Linked DNA regions of Homo sapiens: region 1 is linked to region 2. A link is an interaction called in ENCODE POLR2A ChIA-PET data of the cell type or tissue named here. Cell type or tissue: OCI-LY7. All regions are shown on one strand.

Region 1 (8,000 bases), 60 kb before region 2:
ATACACAACCCTCACCAGCTCTTTTTCTTACAGCCCATCTTTTCTGCAGAATGATAACAGCAAGCTTTAACATGAATAGTGGCCTATAATTATTTCATTTTACAAAAAACACTGGTCTAATATTCATTAATAAAAAAGCTATCCAATAAAAGTTATCTATCACCTGAGCCCCATCAGGGGCTATTTTCAGTTCTAGCTGAAAATACAAGTTAAATGAGTAAAAACTCAAATTTTGACCACAGACTATGAGCCAAAACCCTGTTAGTTATCTTAAATACTTTACTGTATTTCATATTCACAAAAGCTCTGTCATGTAGCTGTTCTGTATCCCAATTTTACACAACATAAATCTTTCTCACTATATTTAGAACATATGTGGAAATACAAGAAAGCATATATAAAATGTGGAAAATACAAGAAAGCATAAAGAAAGGAAAAAAAAATCAGACACCTTTAATCAATCACTGTAATTTTCTTCCAGGGTTTTTCTTTGCCCATTTAGAGCCTACTGATATGCATTTTCCAATGCCATTTAAGAATATTTAAATATTTATTTTGCAGCTACAAAATATCTCATTTTATTTATCAATGTAACATCATTCCTCTGTTGTTTCTAAAAAACCATACAAAAGTCTTTCACCAAGTATCTGATTATTTTCTTTGAATGAATCCGAGAAGTGAAATTACTTGCCAAGATGTATAATTTCTAAAATATTCTTGATCCCTATTGTCGAGTTTCTTTCCGTAAATCTTATAGTAGTTTATCATCCACCAGCAACATATGAGTGTTCACTCATTTGCCAGCATTTAGAATTATCATTCATTAATCTTTTTAATAATATAATAGGTGAAAGTAGAATCATTTTGTTTTACTCGCATATTTTTCTTCACTTTACAGGGCATTTTCTTTCTTATTTTATAAATTATCCATTGACAATTATTATATATTTCTTACTGATTTCTCATTTTCTTTATATGTCAGGAACATTCATCTTTACTAGTTTTTCATTTAGCTTCTAATTATAAATTTTGTATCAGAAGCTTTTGATTTTGCATTCCCTATTTTTCCCTTTATAATTTCTTCCACTTTCACTCTTTAAAAGCCATCTTTGTAGACCATCCATCAATCTTCTTTCTGACCTTGAAATCCAAGCAATCGTCAAGTCCTATAATTCAACATCTCTTGTGTATCTTTCTATTTGCAAGACACCAATTCAAACTACCATAATCTCCTGACTATTCCAACGGCTTCCCAGCTACATTCTCAATCTCCAGACTTCCTCACTTAATCCACTCTCCTCCTCACTGGTGCCAAAGTAGTCATCACCTACTTAAAGTCGTTCAAGGGTGTTCCCTTTCTGTCAGGATAAAATCGAACTGATAACAAGGCTGACAAGGCCATACCCTCCAGCCTCATTTCCCCCAACTCCCCACTTCCCACTCACACTCTGGCTTCAGCCACAGCAACTCCTTCCAGTGCCTGGGGCTCCATCCTTTTCATCACCTGTGAGCTATTGCTTATTCTATCTATGCCTGAAACACTCTTCTTCCTGAACTTCCCTCAACCCCTCATTTTCCTTCAGGAAAGACTTCCATTCACCTTCCAGATCACACATTCTATATCCTCCAGGAATCACTCTGTGATACCATCGCCACTTGCCCCACTCCTTCCTCCCCAGGCTGAGTTATGAGCCCTACTATGTGTTCAAATAGCAAAGAGTTTCCATAACATCACCTAAGACTGTGTGTATGGCTGAATAATCTTCCCCCACCCCCAACCCACAAGTATACACACATACTCACACCCGCACACATTCACACATTGTACATCTTAAGAGCAGTGGCCAAGCCCATCTTCTCCACAGCTGATTTTCAAAACTTATCACAGTACCTGGTACATAATCAGTTCTAGAGGAATATTTGTTGAACAAACATGAGGTTAACTAAATATTTATTTTTCTTTTAATTTTTACAATATATTTTGTTGTTTTATGTAATCTCTCTAATCCATGTGGATTTACTTTGGTAATGGGAGAATAAATCCCTTTCTCGTTGATATATGATACGTCCTTTGTCACACTTTAAATTCTTACATATTCTTAAATGTGCTTTGTGGCTATCCGTTTTCCTCAAGAAAACTGTCTTTAGTTTCTTACAATAAAAACAAGCTACTTTTATTATTGTGTTTTTCTGATACATACATTTTTAATATCTAGTAGCACAGCACCCTTCATTAACTTCCTTTTTAGAAATTCTATCAGCTATTCTCATTTATTCCTTTCTTTCAGATAACTTTAAAATTATTGTCTAAGTTTCAGCCAGGCGCAGTGGCTCACGCCTGTAATCCCAGCACTTTGGGAGGCAGAGGCGGGCAGACCACGTGATCAGGAGATCGAGACCATCCTGGCTAACACTGTGAAACCTCATCTCTACTAAAAATACAAAAAATCAGCTGGGCGTGGTGGTGGGCGCCTGTAGTCCCAGCTATTCGGGAGGCTGAGGCAGAATGATGTGAACCCGGGAGGCGGAGCTTGCAGTGAGCCGAGATAGAGCCACTGCAGTCCAGCCTGGGTGAAAGAGCGAGACTCTGTCTCAAAAAAAAAAAAAATTATTTTCTAAGTTTCCAAGATAAATATTCTATTGGAACTTTTGACTAAAATTGCATAGATTCTATAAAAAGAGTTTGGGAAGAACTGACATTTAAGGTCCGCTTTCACCTTTATGTCTTACTATAAAATGTTGTTATTTTTTAAATCTAGATTTTAAATTTTTCTTGTAGAGATTTTTTCTAGATTTTTATATTTTTGTGCTATTGTGAGTCATATTTTATACATATATGTCCCATTATGTAATATGCTATGTATATTATAAAATATGTATATAATATATAATTACATAATTTTATATGTCTATTAATTATTCATCAAGAATCCTAATTTTTCTTTTTATCTGCTGGTGCTGTGAGTTAGGCATACTCATACATGTCACCGTTTGTCCACATGGAATCATGGTTCAAATTCAAGTCTATCTAGATTTCAGCTCACTGCATGCATTTGTATATAAATTTCTTTTAAACTTTTACACACAGCATCTCTAATGACAAAAGAGGGAACCCTGGGGAGAACTGGGGAGAGGGCAGGGCAATAGGGATAGTTTTCTCCAAAGCTTTTTAACTAAAATTAGCTCTCCATACAGACATGTGCCATGCTTATTTCATAATTTTATTGCATTTTCTAGAACATTGACACAGTCTCCTGGGATGTATATATCTCAGTTTGGAAAATATGGCTTATAGTTCACTGTCTTTCCCCAGGAGGCTTCATATGAAGGATACGTAATCACATTTTAGAGTCAGGGAAACTTGGGTCTACAGACAAAGAATAAATTATTCAGATTTTTAGAGCTATCAAGTATACTATTACAAGGAGGATTCAGGATGATCAGTTCTTGTATCTAGAAGTAAACCAGTTGTCATTGAATAGGTAGCTATAAAATTCACTGTTCCAATTAAGTATCACAATAAAAGGATGACTCATGTCCTTAAAAAATTTAGTAATCGACATGAAATGAAAGTCTAGTACGTGTAGCTGTCATTTGGCAAAGCATCCATGTGAGGAAGAGCTTCTCCCGAGCTTCAAAATCACAAGTTCATGGAAAAAAATCACAGTTTACCATTTGTACAATGGTAAGCTGGAAACACTTAAGGAATATAACTGATAAAGACTTTTGATTAAGGCCGGGCGCATTGGCTATGCCTGTAATCCCAGCACTTTGGGAGACCAAGGCGGGTACATCACTTGAGGTCAGGAGTTCAAGACCAGCCTGGCCAACATGGTGAAACCCCGTCTATACTAAAAATAGAAAAATTAGTCGGGTGTGGTGGTGCACACGTGTACTCCCAGCTACTCAGGAAGCTGAGGCAGGAGAATCGCTGGAACATGGGAGGCGGAGGCTGCAGTAACCCGAGATTGTGCCATCGCACTCCAGACTGGGGAAAAGAGCGAGACTCCATTTAAAAAAAAAAAAAAAAAAAAGACTTTTGATTCAGAAGTGAGCTTTGAACAACTCCAGCTATGTATGCAGCAATTAATACCTAAAATCTTTATTTCAAAGTACCCAGCCAAAGAAAATGGAAAATGATCAACAAATGGTCTAGAAGCAGGACAATGACAGAAAGCGAAGCCATATGGAACCAATAAAGATTTCCCTTGGACTGCAAGGCCAAAGATTTTATCCCCTCACTCTTAAGAAATGCTGGGAGTTGATGCCTGAACCGTATAAGATACTCTCAGTTAAACAATGTTTGCTTAATTTGACGGCTTCGTGAATTGTGTTCAGTTCATTCCACAGTATGAGCTCAGTCATTCAAAATTTGTTTTGTTTACATAGTCCCCAGGAATATGAACCTCTCAGGTATTTCATCATAATTCTGGTAGTCTGAGAAGGCAGTCAGGTAAGCATCACCTACAGAATGGCATTCGAGGCAAGGGTGTTCTGATTGTACAGACCACAGCTAACACACATACATCAGATCCCCTCCCTGCTGAGGGGCTACTGGCTCCTGAGATGAAAATCTCATAAATATAATAAACGGCAACACTGATTCCATAAGCCACAAGTTGGAAAACGTATTCTATTATGTCTTAGTCATACCATACACACTATAATATTTCCACATGTGCTGGGTAACCACAGTCTGTGATGGAGTGTGGCTCATTTATTGCTACTACATATTTTATGATAAAAAGCATTTGAAAAAATATTGAGAAAATTCAGTAAGACAAAAGACAAGCAATCTGGCATCGTGCTCTGGTTCTGCTACTCTGATCTTCACAAGTTGCTTAACATTTATGCTTTGATTTTCTCAACTAGAAAATTCAGGCATTAGACTAGATGGGCCTATGCTCCGTTTCAGTTGAAATATTCTGTCAATTAGATCTAAGATTTATACGACGCTAACATTCCAATAAAAATTCTGGCCTGTTGTTGGCATTCTATGCATATCCCGACATTTAGGATCATCTGAATGTTTTACTAAAATTTTTACTGTTGTCATTTCTCAGTTTTCTCAAATTGATGTTTCCAATACTTTAAACACTGGAGCACCACATATATTAGGAAGGCTTTATCTACGTTATAAACTATGGAAGTGAAAGACAGTTTTAAATGTAATCACATTTTATGAAAAATAAAATTATCCACACTTGCTACACTTTAGTTTTCTGGTTACTATAAACACTTGAAAGCCAAGTTGTAAAATTCTTCTGTAAACCTTTGGGAAATGAGCACTGGTGTGTCTAACCCCCTCTCAGACTGCAGGTGACCTTGTCAGCAATAGGAAGCCATGAGAACTCAAGTACTACAGATAGAGCCAGGTATGCTGTGGGGGCACCTCTCTGGAGGACACAGAGCTGCAATTTGCAAGCTGTGAGTGGCCCCTGCATTTGAATCCCACAGCTCTGTATCATAAATAGAAATGATGAGAAAAAACACAAGTCAGCTTAGCTATTAATTATAAAAGAAAGCTCTGTTAAAAGAACTCTTCTAGCCTTATCAAAAGTCTCCCAAAACTGGTTTTTCAGGACTAGGCTATGAATAAAGTTTGAAAATTGCCCCCATATACATTAATCACTCCTTAGGTTAGAATGCAGAATATACCATAGAGAAGTTGGCCAGATGCCCACAGATCCCTGTGAGGAACCATGTACCCTTATTCTGCTCCCACACCCTGCCTTTACTCCTTGGTACTTTCAAGTGAGAAATGGTGATTTTCTTATTTGGGGAAGATAGGGTGGAGACAAAAACCTCATAAATATAAACCTCTCTCTCTCTCATAGCTCAGCAACTTGCAATATTTTTAGCAGTAGAGAAAAAAATAAATATGACTTATTAACTATAAAGCAATATTTGAGTTCACTATTTCACTAAAAGCATCATTTATGAAAACAGAAAGATCCTTTAAAAAATGTTTGTATAGTCGCTTGAGAAAATAAACCAGCAGGTGCTGGTCCCTTCACTTAAAGAATTTATTATCCTTTGTGTGGCAGGATTCACCAGCTGACAGCTCCCACCCAGAAAATCAAATAGGTGCTCGTTTCTGTGATGCCCATAACGTGTAAAATTGCCAAGAAGTTCAATGCAATGTGACCTAAAAGTACAGCAAGGAAGAGCAGAGCTAACAGCCAGCTGGAGGCTGTCAAAATTTACAGGAAGAAAAGACAAAGATAATACAGTAAGTTCTAATTTTAATCATTTGTAAGGAACACAGAGAAAGCTGTGCACATACAGCAGATGTATTTCTGTTTGCAAGTATAATTCAACTTACCTCTATTGAGCAGAAAATCAGGACTTTTTGGCTAACCAGCCTGTAGTGATTCCCTGGGAGGATCTGGCTGAAAGAAATGGGAACCTAGAGTTTATTCAGTGGAGTCTCAACCTCTACCTGACTGTATTAGTGAACAGTTCAGAGGTTTCTTGCTCAGCGGCTGAGTCACTCAGGGAGGAGGTGTGTGGTATGCAACAGGGTGTCACCTTGTACAAATACCAGTTCAATTAAAGCATTCTCACTCATATACCTACTGTCTTTGTTTGAATTCTTTGTTTAACTTATGGCCTTATGCAAAAAAAAAAAAAACATATATATATATATGCTCCTGTGATCACCCTTTTAACTGATATCAACAGTATGCACAACCATATCACTGACAAGGTGGCATAGGACCCAACCTATTTTGTATTCTCTTTCAAAAAATAAAATTGAAAACTCAAGATAGAAGGAACCCCCATACACCCATAGTACCTGGAAGGCAGGGGCACAGACAAGCATGCAAGGAGTATATGGCTTAAAGGAATCTTCAAGACAAACAAATTCTCAGAAACCCAGGAACCCTAGGATTAGAAAACACAAAAGAAGTCTGTTCCACACATTCTACACCTAGACTATTTTGTAAAACTATCAGAGGGAAAATACACCTAGCATGTAAGAATTCTAATCTCTATCTTATTTATCCATGTATAAAAAAATGTGAAAAGGGGCCAGGCGTGGTGGCTCACATCTGTAATCCCAGGACTTTGGGCGGTGGAAGCAGGCGGATCACCTGAGGTCAGCAGTTCAAGATCAGCCTGGCCAACATGGTAAAACCTGATCTCTACTAAAAATATAAAAATTAGCTGGGCGTGATGGCACACACCTGTAACCCCAGCTATATTAAATAACTATAACACACCATGATAAAGTCATATACAGAAATTTTCAATGCCAGGCATCGCATAGTGGAGAGAAGGAAGAACCTGGAAGGTGATGTTGATGCAGAGTTTTAAAGTCTGAGTGGACAATGATTAGATGGTCAAGAAGAAGAAGAACCATTCATCCACTCTGGCAGGAGGAGGCAGGAGAATCACTTGAACCAGGGAAGTGGAGGTTACAGTGAGCCAAGATCACACCACTGCACTCTAGCCTAGGCAACAGAGTGAGACTGTCTCAGAAAAAAAAAAAAAATGTGAAAAGGATGGTTGAAACTTCTTTCAATGCTGAGGGCAGCAGTAGACCCAACATCAAAGGCTGCTTCTGGCCAGTTGCAGTGGCTTTCACTTGCACTTTGGGAGGCCAAGGTGGGAGGATCACTTGAGCCAAGAAGTTCGAGACAAACTGGGCAACACAGTAAGAGAAGATCTCATCTCTACTAAAAATAAAAAAATCAGCTGGGTGTGGTAGTGCATGTCTTTGGTCCCAGTTACTCAGGAGGCTGAGGCAAAGAGAGTCTCTTGAGCATGGGAGGACCAAGCCACAGTGAGCTGTGATCACACCACCGCATTCCAGTATGGGTGACAGAGTGAGACCCTATCTCAAAAAACAAAACAAACAGACAAAAAAAACAAAAAAAACCCAACAAAAAACAAAGGCTGCTTCCGCTGGGAGGAAGGAGTAACACTGAAGAGCCATTCTAGGCGGGGACTCCTGTTACAGGTTTTGAAACACACCTTCCCTAAGAGCCAAAGAG
Region 2 (8,000 bases):
CAACATGGTGAAACCCCATCTCTACTAAGAAAAATACAAAAAAATTAGCCAGGTGTGGTGGCCGGCGCCTGTAGTCCCAGCTACTCGGGAGGCTGAGGCAGGAGAATGGCATGAACCCGGGAGGCAGAGTTTGCAGTGAGTCAAGATTGCACCACTGCACTCCAGCCTGGGCAACAGAGCGAGACTCCATCTCAAAAATAAATAAATAAATAAATAAAAGAAAAGAAAACTAACAGAGAAACAGAAAACCAAATACCACATGTTCTTACTTATAAGTGGGAGCTAAACATTCAACACACATGAGCACAAAAAAAAGAACTATAGACACTGGGGCCTACTTGAGGGTGGAATGTAGTAGAAGGGTAAGGATTAGAAAACCACCTATCAGGTACTATGTTTATTACCTGGATGAGGAAATAATCTGTACACCAAACCCCTGTGACACGCAATTTGCCTATAGAACAAACATGCACACATACCCCTGAACCTAAAATGAAAGTTAAAAAATTAATGTAATTTAAAAATAGAAGATGAATTGAAATATTTTATGAAGATAAAGGACTAGAATAGGATTTGCAAAACTTTGGGAGACATAAAATAACAATTGCAATAATAACAGCTAACATTTAATATGTCAGGAATTATGCTCAGCACTTATATGCATTTTCCTTTCTTACACCAACCATGTGTCGTAATTACAGTTTTCACAGATGAAGAAACTGGGGCATGCAGTGGTTAAGAAATGAAGTCACAGGACAGGTGAGTGATGAAGCTGGGATTTGAATCCCAGGGACACCCATGATTCTCTGACTCAAGAGCCTGTGAACTAGGTAATACTACATTCTCCTCCAAAATTGTGCCAGCTCCAGTGTCACAAGCAACCCAGTACCTATGGTCACCCATTGTCTCACCGTTCCTCAGAGTGGATATCCATCTGTCCTTTCTACTCACATGACTCTACCATTTTCATGACATGACTTCCCTATCTCCCAGCTGCTCTTTTAATCTATTTCATCTTTGCTTCTCTCTGCTATTGCGTCTCTGTTCCTCCTGCTTTCTACTCCTCTCTCTCTGTGTCTCACATTCATGCTCTCCAACAGAGCGCCTCATTGTGTTAGAGTAACCATCTGTAGCCACCATTCATTGGTTTGGGCTATCCAGCACCCAACTCCTGTTGACATTCCAATTTCCTTTTGGAGGAATCTCCAACTACGTAGATGTAGAAATGGAATCCACATTCCACACAGTAGCCAATGGGCCAACGCTCTCTCTTCCTGCCCAGCCCAGCTATGGAACACACATGTCACTTGGCCTCTTCCTATCAGACAAGTGTAGAGACAGCTCTGGGCCACCCCATTGAAGAAGAAGCAGCAGAGGCCGTAAGCTGAACCTGTTGCTCCTCAGATGTAACGTTTGCTGTGCTCCCATGCACAGCCCCAAAGCACTTCGGTTTCTGTCTCTTTTCAAAGCAAGGTCCTCCAAGCTCCTGTAGATATGTGAGACACAGATATCCTTCTAGGGAATCCCGCGTTGAGGTTAAATTTGCCAGAATTATTTTCTATTGCTTGCAAACAGGAACCCAAACAGAACTCAGGCATTAATGTAGTTTTGGCTGTCATATCTGAGCTGCTTCGGCTGCCACCCGTATCCATAATCCAATCCAATGAGGCCAGGGTAGCAGGACCACATGACCAAAATCATCACAGCTTCTGTTCAAGGGGCCATTTGTGGCCTCTGTATTCTGGAGGGAACTGGGGGCTGTTATTTGGACTCTCAGAACTTAAATCAATACCCTGGGAGAAACTGAGTCATGTTTATATGTCGAGGGGATTAAGCCAGGGACCAATGGGAGATGAAAGATACATGAGAGAGAAGAGACAAGGATGCAGCAAGGGCTCTGAGGAAATGGGAGCGAGGTGGAGAGACTGGTCTCAGAAAATAAGAGAAAAAAATAAAAGAGGAGTCTTTTTGCTCTACCCCACCCACTCCTGAGAAAGGAGGTAAGGGCAAGATTGCAAAGTTAAGTATGCTTACTGAATAGAAGGAACTTGAAGGAGTTATTGTAAATAGATCCTGCTTCCTCCGTGAGGTAAGAGACAAGGGCATCTGCTGACAGTGAATGTAGGGAGTCAGGAGTGGGGGAGGGGGAGGACTTGCAGAGATGGATGAAAACTTGGAAAAGCCACAGTTAGAAACGGGAGGGAACCTACTGGGAACTGGCAATCAAGCTGCACTGAAGCAACTGTCTTTTATTTGCATTTGCTAATAGCAATTAGCCACTTTTTGAACAAAGACCCAGACAAAGGGAGACACAAACCTTCCCTGAAATTGTTCAGTGAAAAAATCAGGGACTTGCAAACTCTAGCAAATTTCACAGAAGAACCTTTAACCTAACTTTTCAATTTTGCAATTGTACAGCTCTGGAACATTTCAGAGGGATTTCCTTCGCTGTCCAGAAGGAAAATATTATTGAACTAAAAAAAGTTTGAGACAATAGAAATTTGTTAAGAAATCTGGATTTTGTCTGATTCAGTTCTTTTTGACATTAAGAGGTTGATCTACTTTGTATAGAAGAGTGTTAAAGAAAACGTAGACAAAAGGCATTTAGGACCCTTATAGAAGTATTAAGTAGTGATACATGAAAACATTTATTTACAGTGGGCTTTGTTTTCATTGATTAAAAAAAAAAGGAACCACCAAAACTGTTCTTGCTAGAATTCAAAAAGACAATGAAAAGCTCATCTCCATAGTCTCTGAGGAATAAAATAGCTTGGGTGTGGTTATGTTTGGTGATTTAGCATGCTGAGTTAATTATTTTTCTTTTCTTTTCTTGAGACAGGGTCTCTCTCTGTTGCCCAGGCTGGAGTGCAGTGGCACCATCACAGCTCACTGTAACCTTGAACTCCTGGGCTCAAATGATCCACCCATCTCAGCCTCCCGAGTAGCTGGGACTACAGGCACATGCACCACCAAGTTTGACTTTTTCTGGGGAGGGGGGATGAGTGTCTTACTAGGTTTCCCAGGCTAGTCTGGAACTCCAGGGCTCAAGCGATTTTCCTGCCTTGGCTTCCCAAAGCACTGGGATTACAGGTGTGAGCCACTGCGCCTGGCCATTAAATTAATTCTTAAAAAAATGTCCTCCCTCTGGTTTTGGCAAGCAACTGAACTGAACTGAGACATAAATCTGTAGTCTTCGTTTTAGATTGCAGTTGAATTCATGAAGTAAAAATGTGCTTCTGACATGGTATTTTAAAAAAATGAACAACTGCTCTGTCTCAGCTGGCATGTCCTAAAAGAAGACAGCATCTGGATAAAATTCAACATAGAATTTTAGCTTTTGTGGCATTTTGAATAAAAACAGTTGGCCAAACAACTACCTATTTAAATTATTGAAAGCTGATGATTACAAATAATACTTCTGGCTGATAATTAGAGTGGAAGTAGAAATCATTCAGAATGCTATGAGGTTGGACAGGATTCCAGAATTAGTTTTCCCTTAAATAGAGTGTTGCAGACAAAAGCAGTTTGGTCTTCAAAGAGCGAGTATTCTTAAACCATTGCATTCACCAATGGGGGCTATGAAGATGTGGGTTAATTTACTTAACACTTCAGAGGTTTGGAGTTTTCAGACAGCCGCAAAGATGAGGCCAAATCGAGATTAAAATTGCTCATTCTTCTCTTGTTCTTTTCAAACACAATAACATCACGTTCTTAGAAGATGACTTGCCATACAGAGCTTTTTATTTGAGACCCAACACGGTAAAGAAACAAGGATACAATCCTCTTTGTAAAACAAAATGTAATTGAAAACAGCCACTAGAGGGCAGTGAAAATACTGGGGATGTTGCAATGCAAGTCCTTTGATCAGAACCTTAAAATGAAAGCTGTTTTGCAGGATTTTGAAAGCATTTGATTGTTTAGCAAATGAGAGACCTGAGGGGTGGGGGTGGGGGTAGAAGCAAGAGAAGAAAGTATCTTCTTGATCATATTAATGTAACATTAATGAAAGACAGCACTACCACGTCTGGCCCGAGCCTTCAGGACGACAGTTGTAGGACAGTGATTCAGCACAGATGATGTAATGAGGTCAGTCCCCCAATTCACTCTGTAATTTAACCCTGCCTACAATAGATCAAGGAGGCTGGGCAACCGTAACACAACAAAACACAAATCATTGGCATTCGACCTTACAGAACATTCAAAAGCAACAGTATTGGTAGGTTGTTTGCTGAGTGTGTGTGTGTGTGTGTGTGTGTGTGTGTGTGTGTCTGTTTAATGCAAGCAATGTCTTTTTAAAAGATTGTGAAGTCAGAATTATTACTTTAAAAAAAAATTCCCACAGCTCCATTTAACCCACGCTATTTGTGGGAGGTGAGAAAGAAATGACTCACATGATCGCTAAAATGCTTGTGAAAATGCAGATAAAATGGTGACAGACATTGAAACATTCAGCTCTGATTCTTTAAAAATCCTTGCAAAAAGAGAATTGGGCTGGAGGTAGGGAGGGTACAATCAAGAATTAATTCTAAGCACTCTGCAGAATCTTAGACCTTAAAGCTAGAAAGCATTTTAAGGTCCTCTGCATCATACAATATTTTCCATATTTCCAGCCTATAATTTTGCTTTTAGCCATTTCAAAGTAGAAAAATCTCTATACTGTGCTAGTACATCAAGAAGCAGTTCTCAAATCAGCTACCACTGAATTGACTATGGAAATGTGGCTGTAGATACAATTTGCAATTGTCAAAAGCAACCAAAGAATCTTTAGGGACTCTAGGCATAGGTGTAGTGAATAAGCACAGAAGTCATAGCCAACCCACTTTTATTTTCTAAAGCAGAGAACTCTGGCAACCAGTGTTGTGAGTTCCGTGGATGGCATGCTGGCTCCTTGAAGGAAAAGGCTCTTAGACACACTCAAGCTTGAACACACTCAAGCTTGAACGATGATGAGAAATAACCATATCCTTATTCTTCAGAGTAAAATGATTCATCCTAACTTGTTGACAGTAAAGAGAAAAAGTGTGATTCTTAGGTCCATGACAGTTTCTCCAATCATCTATCTAAAACATAGCTGCGATTGATTTATTGAACATATTTACTCATATATTTTTGTCAATAAGTACATATTTTTCATATAGGCACACAGAAAAGCAAATCATATGATCTACTGTAAGAATCCGATGAGGATTTTTGTGACCACATTTTATTCTAACCTCTTTTCTAATAATCTGTGTGACCCTGGATTTGCCTTTTTCCCCCACTTCCATACAAGATTTGCATGGAAGCAGTAGAATCAGACAAGCCTAAAATATTTGGCCACTTGGATTCACTGGGGTCATTCTACTTACTGTAAGAGACAAGAGAACCCGAATTAGCAATTCTAATATTCCTGAAGAAGTCTTCATAAGCTATAATGGTTCTGAGTACCAAAGAGGTTTTGTATACCTGGTCCAGTTACTGCAGGGAAAGAACCTAGACTATACTATCTTACTTCCAGGACACATTGTAAAATAAATCAGTCATATGCAAGGGTAAAAGTTCTGATTCTAAAGTGCCTGCAAGTCTGGGATGCTTTGGGGCCCTGTCAAAATGTGCAGTGGAATAGATTCTAGGAATTTCTCTCTGAAGCTTCCTTACTCTTCCCAGAAGAGAGATGTGTACCCTCATGGTTTCTAACTACCTTACAGATGGCCCTGACCATTTCATATTATAATTATTGTACATTCCTAAAGAGTGTGGTCATGTTACATAGGTAGCTAGTCAGGCATGAGCAGAGCAGGAGAGGGCTCCCCACCTACCAACCAGTAATGTCAGGTGATCATTAGGTGATGGTCAGGTGGTTGTTAACTGTCTCTCTAAAATAATAATTGGTTGCAGCCAGTGCCAGGGAAAGGCAGTCTTCCAATATAAAGAAAAAACCTGGAACTGGTGATCAGTAGCTTCTCAGTAAGATCTCAGGGGCTGGGTAAGTGGGCTCAAGCATGTGCATTAAGAAGCAAAATGGTGGAGTTTAACTGGTATATGACCCTCTAGGGTTCTAGGGGCAATCAACTGCTAAGGGAAGAATGCCTCAAGTAAGCATGCATATAACTCCAGTAAACACACCGTGCATGCTCACCTCCCAAGCGCTAGCAGGCCACTGCGCATGCCAACAGCCTTCCCTAAGGGAAGAATCATGTGAGAAGGGACACAAGACGCTGGAAGTGTGCCAACATATAAAAACCTAAGTCAAAAGTCAACCACACGCTTGATCTCTCATGTTGCCCACTTGGCTCTCTTCCAAGTGTCCTTTACTTTCTTTTGTTTCTCCTCTAAAGCTTTTTAATAAACTTTCACTCCTGCTCTAAAACTTACCTCAGGCCGGGCGCGGTGGCTCATGCCTGTAATCCCAGTGAGAGGTAACAGCATGCTGGCAGCCCTCACAGCCCTTGCTCGCTCTTGGCGCCTCCTCAGCCTTGGCGCCCACTCTGGCCGCGCTTGAGGAGCCCTTCAACCCGCTGCTGCACTGTGGGAGCCACTTTCTGGGCTGGCCAAGGCCGGAGGCGGCTCCCTCAGCTTGCCGGGAGGTGTGGAGGGAAAGGTGGGGGCGGGAACCGGGGCTGCACGCGGTGCTTGTGGGCCAGCGCGAGTTCCGGGTGGGCGTGGGCTCGGGAGGCCCTGCACTCGGAGCTGCCCGCCGGCCAGCGGGCCGGGGCAGTGAGAGGCTTAGCACCTGGGCCAGTAGCTGCTGTGCTGAATTTCTCGCCGGGCCTTAGATGCCTTCCCGCCGGGCAGGGCTGGAGACCTGCAGCCCGCCGCCATGCCTGAGCCTCCCCCGCACTTCGTGGGCTCCTGCGCGGCCCGAGCCTCCCCGAGGAGCGCCGCCCCCTGTTCCACAGCGCCCAGTCCCATCCACCACCCAAGGGCTGAGGAGTGCCGGCGCACGGCCTGGGACTGATAGGCAGCTCCACATGCGGCCCCTGTGCGGGATCCACTGGGTGAAGCCAGCCGGGCTCCTGAGTCTGGTGGGGACTTGGAGAACCTTTATGTCTAGATAAGGGATTGTAAATACACCAATCAGTACCCTGTGTCTAGCTCAGGGTTTGTGAAGGCACCAGTCCACACTCTGTATCTAGCTACCCTGGTGGGGACTTGGAGAACCTTTATGTCCAGCTAAGGGATTGTAAATACACCAATTGGCACTCTGTATCTAGCTCAAGGTTTGTAAACACACCAATCAGCACCCTGTGTCTAGCTCAGGGTTTGTGAATGCACCAATCGACACTCTGTATCTAGCTACTCTGGTGGGGACTTTGAGAACCTTTGTGTGGGCACTCTGTATCTAGCTAATTTAGTGGGGACGTGGAGAACTTTTGCGTCTAGCTCAGGGATTGTAAACGCACCAATCAGCATCCTGTCAAAACGGACCAATCAGCTCTCTGTAAAATGGACCAATCAGCTCTCTGTAAAATGGACCAATCAGCAGGATGTGGGTGGGGCCAGATAAGAGAATAAAAGCAGGCTGCTTGTGCCACTAGTGGCAACCCGCTGGGGTGCACTTCCATGCTGTGGAAACTGTGTTCTTTTGGTCTTTGCAATAAATTTTGCTGCTGCTCACTCTTTGAGTCCACACTGCCTCTACGAGCTGCAACACTCACGGCGAAGGTCTGCAGCTTCACTCCTGAAGCCAGGGAGACCACGAACCCACCAGGAGGAATGAGCAACTCCAGACGCGCTGCCTTAAGAGTTGTAACACTCACTGTGAAGGTTTGCAGCTTCATTCCTGAGCCAGTGAGACCAGGAACCCACCAAAAGGAAGAAACTCTGAACACATCTGAACATCAGAAGGAACAAACTCTGGATACGCCACCTTTAAGAACTGTAACACTCACCCCAAGGGTCCACGGCTTCATTCTTGAAGTCAGTGAGACCAAGAACCCACCAATTCCGGACACACCAGCACTTTGGGAGGCTGAGGCGGGTGGATCATGAGGTCAGGAGTTCGAGACCATCCTGGCTAA

Evidence for each region. Peaks named below come from ENCODE experiments on the same cell type or tissue, not always from the same donor. Only the 100,000 strongest peaks of a DNase experiment are listed, where the experiment ranks them.
Region 1: POLR2A ChIA-PET joins it to region 2 with 12 read pairs; 3 of 35 experiments call an interaction of 5 or more read pairs at or near these places.

What each region holds. Positions count from the first base shown.
Region 1 is chr13:77,534,150-77,542,149 of GRCh38, reverse strand. It overlaps SCEL (sciellin), which reads right to left and starts at 6,444. Exons shown (of 33, transcript NM_144777.3): 1 at 6,326-6,444. In OCI-LY7, no CTCF peak of the experiment used is centred here; no DNase peak of the experiment used is centred here.
Region 2 is chr13:77,474,412-77,482,411 of GRCh38, reverse strand. No RefSeq gene overlaps it. Among named protein-coding and RNA genes, the nearest start is that of SCEL, 57 kb to the left of the region's middle. RefSeq lists enhancers at 3,304-3,946, 3,947-4,591. In OCI-LY7, CTCF peaks have their summits at 3,611 and 3,814 (motif pointing right); a DNase peak (open chromatin) is centred at 3,841; H3K4me3 peaks cover 1,004 bases; H3K27ac peaks cover 542 bases.